Regions from separate parts of the Homo sapiens genome. Here region 2 is linked to region 1. Evidence: chromatin loops called from intact Hi-C (ENCODE). Cell type or tissue: K562. All regions are shown on one strand. Region 1 overlaps PPP1R21 (protein phosphatase 1 regulatory subunit 21). Region 2 overlaps PPP1R21 (protein phosphatase 1 regulatory subunit 21).

Region 1 (5,000 bases):
AACTGTCATCTCTAACTTTCTAAAAATAGAAGAATCTCATCTTTTTAGTCTGTCTTTTGCTCAAACTGTTGAATATCCTGCAGTATTCCTGCATTTTATCTCAGAATCTTAGCTAAATTTTCCATTGAGTTTTAAATAGTTTAAGATTTAGCATTCAAATATGCTTGTTCTTTTGGCACAGAAAAGGGTCATTTCTGTTCTGTGTTCTCAGGAGACAGATCTGAGCTATGCAGAATTAGAAAGATTTTTAAAAATTTTTTATTTTTAATTTTAGAAATAGATTTTTTTTTTTTTTAAAGCTCACATACAAAGATGTCTCATTCTTTCAGTTTCTCAGAGAAGAACCTGGTCTTTCATGATATCTGCACTGAGCCCTGGGAATATTAGTCTGTAAACCTTTTGCTTCAGCTACAATGAGCTTGTATATTTATGCTTAAGTGCTCTGTGTTCTCTTCACTGAGAATACTTTCCTCTTATTACAGAAGTAAATTTTATCTTTTAAAACCCTGCCAGTGGTGGTTATATAGATGTATACATAAGTAAAAATGCATTTAGCTGCATAATTTCTGATTTGTATACTTTATTTAAAATAGCGTTATTTCTCAGTATTTAATAATTATCTGTGAAAAAAAGCCCAAGTTTTACCTCTTTCTCCAAAGGCATCTCTCACCTCTCCAGCTCACTGCTTTTTTCACTTAAATGTAGCTTTGTGAAATAGCAGCCAGTATTGTCTAATTGGCATTATGACTTTGGAGTCCAAACTGGTAGAGTCTGAATCTCAGCATTGCTACTTAACTTCTCTGTGCCTCAGTTTCCTCATCTGTAAAATGGAGGTAATTAGAGTACCCACTTCACAGGATTGTGAGGATTAGATGAAGTAATACATAAAAGTACTTAGGACGGTGCCTAGTTTGTAGTGAGCATTCATATGTAAGTGGGTACTATTATTAACTTTTAAATGGAGCCTGCTTCTTAGTTGCTTTTGTACACTGCCCCAGCTGATGCCCGAGGCCATTGTTGATGATGACATTTGCATGTCTAATATTAGGCACAGTGTCCTACTGGGATGTTGATGCCCCACATTTTTATTTTCTGTGGAATTCTTACTTTATAATTAGTCCAGTTGTATGTATTTTACAAATGAATGGTGTGTCAGAATTTCAAGGAACATGGCATATTCAGTACCATATTATTTATTGTATTAGTTTTTATTTAGGGATGGGACTTGGTTTTATAGAAAGAGTGACACACTAGAAATCAGGAGACTGGATTTTAGTCCCATTTTTGCCATTGATTTTTTTTTTTTATTTCATTGGGCAACTCAGCCTGTGTGTCCTCCTTATCTGTAAAATGGTGAATTATTGTTATCTACTACCCTCTTTGGGTCTAATACTTTTTTGTTCTCATATATATGTGAGAAGCTACTTAGTTACTCAGTGTAATGATGCCTGTAAAATTGATGTGATTTCCTTGATATAACCAATTGCTTTATATTAGAAATTGATTATTGCTTTCTCTGTTTTCAGCTTCGGGCTCAGAATCAGGTTCTGAAAAAAGGTGTTGTGGATGAACAAGCAAATTCTGCAGCTTTAAAGGTGGGCAACAGGATATTTGTGTTGTGAGGGTTAAGTTAGCATTTGGTGTTGCTCAAAGCAGGTTCATTGGGTTTTCTGGGTTAAAGTTCCAACTCTGACACTGATTCACTAGGGATAGGGGACAGTAATACAGTCTTTTGTGGTTAATTTTCCTACTTGCTTAGGTAAGAACATGAGGTACTTTGATTTCCTTAGCTAAAAATTATAAAAAAAGGTATTATGTGACTTTGTCTAATGCATTACTCCTGTGCCTCAAGGCCTTTACTTAGCTCGGTTTATCTGGATTATTAAGGCTTCTTATCAGTTGTCATCACAGACAGCTTTCTGAGGGAGGCTATGTCATATTCCTATTTGAATCCCTCTCACTCAGCAGATGGCAGGTCTCTAATAAGTGGATTCCATTGTGTGAATCATTTAGTCCCTAAATCTTGCCTTTAGTTGAGTTATTTAATAGTAATAACCTGTGTTAATCAGGACACTCTTTGAGTGATACATTTTACCATCAGCATTTTTGTTAACTGAGGGGAGAAATATGATAGATGAAGGAATTTGTTTCTGCCTCATTTCTAGTAGGCATGTAGTAAATATTGCTTAGTGATATTTTTAAATGGATAAATTAAGTCTAGGATTTGGATTTCTTCTTGGCCAAGTTTCAGTTAAATATACTGTCTAGCTCACTCTTTTGCTCTTTCCCTTTCTTGCTCCCTCTGCTCTCTTTAGACAGATGGGATTAGGATTCCTCTTACTTCTGTCTCTTTTTGGATAAGCCCCTGATCAGTAATATGTCTGAGGTGGCTCCACTTAGGCAACTAAGCCCCAGAAATTGTCCTTTTACGTAGTCAGTTGTTGGATCCTACAGGAGAGAAATCTGTCTCTGAGTGTCTCCTCCTCAGGTGCTGTTAGCACACTCTCAGGGTTGAGATGGTTCTGAACACCCCACCCATACTTCCAGGCTCTCTGCACCCAAGCCAAGATGATTAAAAAAGAAGCTTTATAGTCAGGATTTATTAGTCAAGTTATTGTTTCACCAAAATTGTTGAAAAAATGATCATTATATCTCCAAATGATATTTAAACTTATTGCTGGGGAAAGTCTTTCCTTGTTTGTCCTAGTAGCCTGCGCTGGTGTTTCATACCCTCCTGTTGCTGGTTGTGTTTGATTAACTCTGTGATGGCAGTAATGGTAGGAACAGTGGTAGGCGTGGTGACAGCTGGTTCTATTGATTGAGCACTCACTGCATACCAGGCATTGTGCTAAGTCCATTATGTCCATTATCTTATTTAGTGTTCACAACAACCCGATGAGGTCAGATAACATTATCATCCCCATTACAGAAACTGGAGTTTAGCGAAAGGCTGGGATAGATGTTTTCTGAAATTAATGATTGGTTAATGGAGTTGGAGCATTAGTTTATTTTAAGAATTATAAGCATAATTATATATTATAATTATATAATATAAATTATGAGAAAAATAAATTATTTTTTTTTTTACTGTTTATTACAGTAGTCATTGTAATTATAGTACAACAAGTGACAATTTGCCAGTTTGCTAGACAGGAATATTTGGATTTCCTGTGTTACAGGAGGCTTTTAGTTTTATTACTGGGTTTACCCTTTCAGTGCGCTGTTAGGTGTAATCAATGCTCATTGATTTGAATTTTTAAAATTTGAAAGACATGATAGTTTGGACATGGGCTAGGCCTAAATTTGCCTTTGAACTACAAGTAAAAATTAAGGTTTTACTAAACAAATGTAGGAAAAAAATTATTTTCTCCTTAATGGGAGCATATTGTTCTATCCCTCTAGCACTTTTCTCAACATGCAGGTAATGTCAGTAGAGTGTAGACACTAGCCTATGGCTTTTAAGTTGCTGTTCCTTTTTTTTTTTTTTTTTGAGACAGAGTCTTACTCTGTCACCCAGGCTGGAGTGCAGTGGCACAATCTCGGCTTACTGCAACCTCTGCCTCCCTGGTTTGAGTGATTCTTGTGCTTCAGCCTCCTGAGTCACTGGGATCACAGGCGTGCACCACCCTGCCTGGCTAATTTTTGTATTTTTAGTAGAGTCGGAGTTTTGTCATGTTGGCCAGGCCAGTTTCAAACTCCTGACCTCGAGTGATCCGCCCTCTTTAGCCTCCCAAAGTGCTGGGATTATAGGCGTGAGCCACTGCACCTGGCCTAGGTTGCTGTTTCAATACAGTTAAATCATCTGTTCGTTAAAGCATGACCTTCATGTTTTATAATTGTTTCAGTGAAATTAGTAAACATACAGTTATTTTTTTATTTTCTATTTTTTTAAATAGAGATGACGTCTCACTATGTTGCTCAGGCTGGTCTCCAGCTTTTGGGCTTAAGCAGTCCTCCTGTCTCGGCTTCCCAAAGTGCTGGGATTACAGGCATGAGCCACTGTGCCAGCCCAGTTCTTTAAATATACAGTATTACATGGCCATCTGTGTTTGACAATCAGTGAATAAAAAGTTGTCAGAACATCATAAGTAAAATATAGTTAGAATAATTCTTTTAAAAAAGAGTGAAACTAAATATTTCTCTTTAGTTTTCCATTTTCATACCCCATTATGGCATAAACAGAACAAAATGGTCACCAGAGGGTGTGTCAAAAAGGTTAGCAGAATATTTTAGATTTTGTTTCTATTGTCATTTAGCTTTAAAGTGAATTATTGTAGGACAGCATATGAAAATATTTTTGGTATGATACTGATTTTTATCTTTGATATGTCAGAATAGTTGAAGAACAATTAAGTGTGTTGCAGACTTCATTTTGACTAATTTAAATTCAGGGAGGATTTACAGAAAAAATGGAATACAAGTATATTTCTTCCCATTCTTTTTCACTGAAGGGAATCATCAGTAAATCTGAGGTTCTTTTTAAATATCTAAGTTTGGCCAGGCATGGTGGCTCATGCCTGTAAACCCAGCACTTTGGGAGGCCGAGGCAGGTGGATCACCTGAGGTCAGGAGTTTGAGACCAGCCTGTCCAACATGGCGAAATGCTGTCTCTACTAAAAATACAAAAAAATTAGCCGAGTATGGTAGTGTGCGCCTGAAGTCCCAGCCACTCGGGAGGCTGAGGCATGAGACATGCTTGAACTCGGGTGGCGGAGGTTGCAGTGAGCTGAGATTGTGCCACTGCACTCCAGCCTGGGCAATAGAGCGAGACTCTGTCTCAAAAAATAAATAAATAAATAAATAAATAAATCAAATAAGTTTATAAATTTGTAGCCTCAATCTTTGTGTCTGTTCACTGTCATAGGATGTTAGTTGATCACGATCTGTTACTTTAGTATAGTTGCTCTTATTTTTATATTTACTTGGTTTAGCCAAAAGATTATCTTTTCACAAAGTGCTAAAAACTTAAGAACTGAAGTGATACACATACAACCTGAATT
Region 2 (5,000 bases), 50 kb after region 1:
CCTAATAATCAAAGGAGTCTTTTAGGTGTATTTTTTTTAACAAACATTTTTTTTACAAGCTTGAGGAGCTTGAAAGCCATGGTGCTTCTTGAAGACCCTGTCCTAAGGTGTGTGCTTTTCTGCTGACTTTACTCCTGAAGCTCACTGATGCTATTGAAGAGCAAGTCATGGTTCTTCCACCTCATTCAGAGCATACCTGCTAGTTAAATATACAAACCAGATTTTATCTTTAGGCCCTATTGCATCTAAACAGTGTCAGAACCTCAGATGATTGTGAATTTTCCTAGGTATGGTAATGATATTATTATTTAGGAGAATATCTTTACTTTTTAGAGATGGATTTCAGTGTACTTAGAGTAAGGTATCAAAATGTCTGCAACTTACGCTCACATGTTTACAAAAAAATATATCTGCACAGATCAATAAAGCAAAACAGGCATGCTAGCAATTATTGAATCTAGATACTAGATATACAGATGTTTACTATACTTTTTACCGCTAACCTTTCTGCATGTTTGACATTTTTCATAATAAAATATAGAAGAGAAAAAAGAATCATTGTTTGTTCTGGGAGGTATGGGGGGAAAAAACCCAAGAATTAAAATTTTTAGAAAAGCAACAAATAGAAAATAATAACAATTTAAAAATAAAAATAAAACCTAAAAACAACAACAACAATTAAAATTTTTAGAAATGCAATAAATAAATAAAAACTTCCTAGTTTGGGCTGGGTGCGTGGCTTATGCCTGTAATCCTAGCACTTTGGAAGGCCGAGGCGGGTGGATTGCCTGAGCTCAGGAGTTCGAGACCTGGGCAACAAGGTGAAACCCCATCTCTACTAAAATACAGAAGAAATTAGCCAGGCGTGGCGGCCTGCGCCTGTAGTCTCAGCTACTCGGGAGGCTGAGACAGGAGAATTGCTTGAACCTGGGAGGCGGAGGTCGCAGTGAGCTGAGATCATGCCACTGCACTCCAGCCTGGGCAACAGAGCCAGACTCTGTCTCTACAAAAAAAAACCCCAAAGAAACAAAAAGAATACCTTCCTAGTTTGTTGACCATGAATGTTCATGACCAATGGTCATGGTGACCTTGAATGGTCGCCACACTCACAGGACAATCCTGTAGTGTTCACCAAAGGCAAGTCTTTGTTCCAGTCACAAGTCCTGCATGTTGCCTCTGATGGGACAAGATGACTGTTTTTACCTCCATATCAGTGGTTTAGCATTTAGCTACGGTGTATAAATGAGGTAATGAGAGGGACATTCAACAAACAAAAGAATTCCAACATCCATCCAAATAGCATTTAAGAACTGCCCCCACTCCCTTGCCTTTAGATTTTTCCTTCAGTGTCTGTCTCAAATGATGGGGTCAGACTGTTCATTATGTCTGATTTCTTCTCCCCAGCTCCATTGCCTGTATCCATTCCTTCCTTCTTCTTAGAGTTGGTGGTGGCCAGACTAGACCAGGGAGGGTGCTGCTGACAATGACATTGTAATTGTAGAAATCGTGTGCCTGACACAGGTCTAAGGACTTTCCAAAGTATTAGTCAGTCAGTCAGTCCTCACACAGGATTGTAGGTACTGTCATAACTCCATTTCATAGTTGAGGAAACCAAGGACCAAAGAGAAATAACTCACATGAAGTCACACACTTGATAAGTGATGGGATGTCTCATCCCAAGCCCTGCCCTCTTAACCAAGATGGCCTTGTGTCTGATCCATGTCAGAAAACAGAATAGCCGACATAAACTCATTTGTTAGCCAGGTGTGGTAGCCCACGCCTGTTGTCCCAGCTACTCCAGAGGCTGAAGCAGGAGGATTTTTGAGCCCAGGAGTCTGAGGCTGCAGTGAGCTATCATTGTGCCACTGTACTCCAGCCTGGACAACAGATTGAGGCCTTGACTCTAAAAAAAAAAAACAAATAAACATCAGATAAACTCATTTGCTTACTGCTTGCCTTACTGAGGTGCTGGAATTGGTAACACTGGCATATATATTTCTTTATAAATTAATAATTTTAAAACGTGGAATGCTTCATGAATTTTCAGGTCATTTTTGAGCAGGGACCATGCTAATTTCTGTATCGTTCCAATTTTAGTACATGTGCTGCTGAAGAAGCACAATGCTGGTATATTTGAGTTGTTAATGTCAGTTGCTGAAAGTTTTGGATTATCTTTTTATTTGAACATTTTCAATGGAAAACGCTATTCTTACATATGTAAGTGAAAAAAATTTCTAGGGAGGGACACGAAAAATCTTTAGTACTGAACACTATTGGGCCATGAGTGATAATGACCTTAGTTGGGTTTGGTGACTTTAGAAGTTGCTATTTAAATCAACTAGTTAGTGTAGGGGTGGAAAGGACCTGATACCTTTTCTCTCCATCATGAGGGTCACAGCCAGCACTCCTATAACAAAAGACAGGTTAACTGCTAACAGCAGATTTCTGCCGAAAATAACCTGGAGTCTTGCCTTGCACACAGTGCACAATAGAAATAAAAAGAGATGGAGTTTTCTGCTTTCCTTGATGTTTCTACTTTCAGCCTTTCTTTTTACCCCCATGCCCTTTAAGTGACCTTAAGGGAACTAATTGTGTGGCTGTGTATGTGTGTGTGTCTTTGTGTCTTTTCTGTCTTCTTCCTCTTGGGTGTTGGGAGCAAGTATGTGCCCATTTCAGTGTTAATTGATTAACAAAGGAAGCTCATCCTACAGGGAGATTACTTTGGTTCAGTCACTTTGAGGCAGAAAAAGTAACCTCAGATAGAAACTTTTCTTTTTTTTTTTTTTTTTTTTTTGAGACGGAGTCTCGCTCTGTGGCCCAGGCTGGAGTGCAGTGGTGCGATCTCCACTCACTGCAAGCTCCGCTTCCCGGGTTCACGCCATTCTCCTGCCTCAGGCTTCCAAGTAGCTGGGACTACAGGCGCCTGCCACCATGCCCGGCTAATTTTTTGTATTTTTAGTAGAGACGGGGTTTCACTTTGTTAGCCAGGATGGCCTCAATCTCCTGACCTTGTGATCCGCCCACCTCGGCCTCCCAAAGTGCTGGGATTACAGGTGTGAGCTGCCGCGCCCAGCCTAGAAACTTATTTCTAACTCTGTAACATTTCAAGAGTTAAATGCTTGTTATTTTTAGCAAGATACCTAGTATTATAATTTGAATATTCAGCCACCTATTATATATTATAAAAAAAGATAGCAATAGCCTTAAAGTAAAAGCACAGAACAATATACATTTCTGTTTTTTGCCGGAATGGAAAAGCATTGCTTAAATTAATAGAATTTTTAAACATATATTTTAAGTATAAAAATGACATTATCCTGAATAATCAAGCCACCAATGTTATCGTTTTTTTCTACTAAATTTCATATATAGTTGACACTGTACTACATAAAATTTCAAATCTTTTAGCATAATGTTAAAACATAAACATCCTGTTATAAGAAACTCAGTAGAAACTTACTGATTTCATAGTATTCCATATCTATTATACCTTAGTTTACCTATGATTAGATATTGGTTATAACTTATGCTATTTTAAATAATGTCTCATTTTTATGTATAAGGTTATTTCTGCATGTTAAATGATTACCTCAGGATGTATTCTCAGAGTTGGAATTACTACTTCAGAAGGCATGAATATTTTCAAATTCCTTGATCTTTATTACCAAATTATTTTTTAAAAGGACTGTATCAGTTTATACTATTGTTAGTATCATATGAGAAAATGTTAAAGTAATCTGTGTTAAAGGCTTTCCTTGCATTGTCGGGCGCGGTGGCTCACGCCTGTAATCCCAGCACTTTGGGAGGCCGAGGCGGGTGGATCATGAGGTCAAGAGTTCGAAACCAGCCTGGCCAACATGGTGAAACCCCATCTCTACTAAAGATTAAAAAAAAAAAAATTAGCTGGGCGTGGTGGTGGGCACCTGTAATCCCATCTACTCGGGAGGCTGAGGCAAGAGAATTGCTTGAACCCAGGAGGCGGAGGTTGCAGTGAGTCAGGATCGCACCATTGCACTCCAGCCTGGGCAAAAGGGCGAGACTATGTCTCAAAAAAAAAAAAAAAAGTTTTCCTTGCATTTATACAGTACCATTCCTTTGAAGGACTTGGTGCTGTACCCATTTTCAAATCATAACCCGGGAGTAAGGGGGTGAGGATGAGCAGGTGGAATAGATGTTTCCTCGCAGTTTATTTTATAAACTGCAGTCATATTTGAATATGTAAAATTAAATGATTGGAGTATTATTCCAAGCAATTTTTCACTAAAAGAGAGTAATTGCTACTTCTACTTCATAAAGTAGAAAAATTATGGCTCTTCTATTTTAAAAGTTCTTATCAAAGACTCTTTTACAGCCAGGTGGGCATAACATTCATTAGTACACATTCAGTTGATATACTCTCAGTGTTCAGAACAATACTCCAGAGGAAATTATTTAGAATACATTAAAACTGTCTATTGACTGGGTGCGGTGGCTCTTGCCTGTAATCCCAGCACTTTGGGAGGGTGAGGCAGGCAGATCACGAGGTCAGGAGTTCAAGACCAGCCTGGCCAACATGGTGAAACCTGCCTCTACTAAAGATACAAAAAATTAGCTGGGCGTGGTGGCGTGCACCTGTAATCCCCACTACTCGGGAGGCTGAGGCGGGAGAATTGCTTGAACCCGGGAGGTGGAGGTTGCAGTGAGCCTCGGTCGCACCATTGCACTCCAGCCTGGGCAACAGGGTGAGACTCTGTCTCAGAAACAAACAAACAAAAAAAAACTGTTCATTGAGTGTAATATCTTATTGACAGAATCCATTGACACTGAGTTTCCAGTAGTTTCCTTGTCATTGTGCCCAAGCACATGCCCCACCACCTTGAACAATAACCAGAATTCAGAAATCATGACCATCTGTTTTTGAAATCTTAAACTGTAGAAACAAACTTTTAAAAAATCTAGCAGCAGCCAGGCATGGTGACTCATGCCTGTAATCTCAGCTACTCAGGAGGCTGGAGACGGAG

Evidence for each region. Peaks named below come from ENCODE experiments on the same cell type or tissue, not always from the same donor. Only the 100,000 strongest peaks of a DNase experiment are listed, where the experiment ranks them.
Region 2: it touches region 1 in a loop (5-fold over the local background); 3 of 110 quality-filtered maps call a loop at or near these places.

Annotation. Positions count from the first base shown.
Region 1 is chr2:48,449,482-48,454,481 of GRCh38, forward strand. It overlaps PPP1R21 (protein phosphatase 1 regulatory subunit 21), which reads left to right. Exons shown (of 22, transcript NM_001135629.3): 2 at 1,527-1,595. Among named protein-coding and RNA genes, the nearest start is that of PPP1R21, 11 kb to the left of the region's middle. In K562, no CTCF peak of the experiment used is centred here; a DNase peak (open chromatin) is centred at 2,830.
Region 2 is chr2:48,499,905-48,504,904 of GRCh38, forward strand. All of the region lies in intron 17 of PPP1R21 (protein phosphatase 1 regulatory subunit 21), which reads left to right. It also overlaps the pseudogene RNU6-282P. Among named protein-coding and RNA genes, the nearest start is that of STON1-GTF2A1L, 28 kb to the right of the region's middle. In K562, no CTCF peak of the experiment used is centred here; no DNase peak of the experiment used is centred here.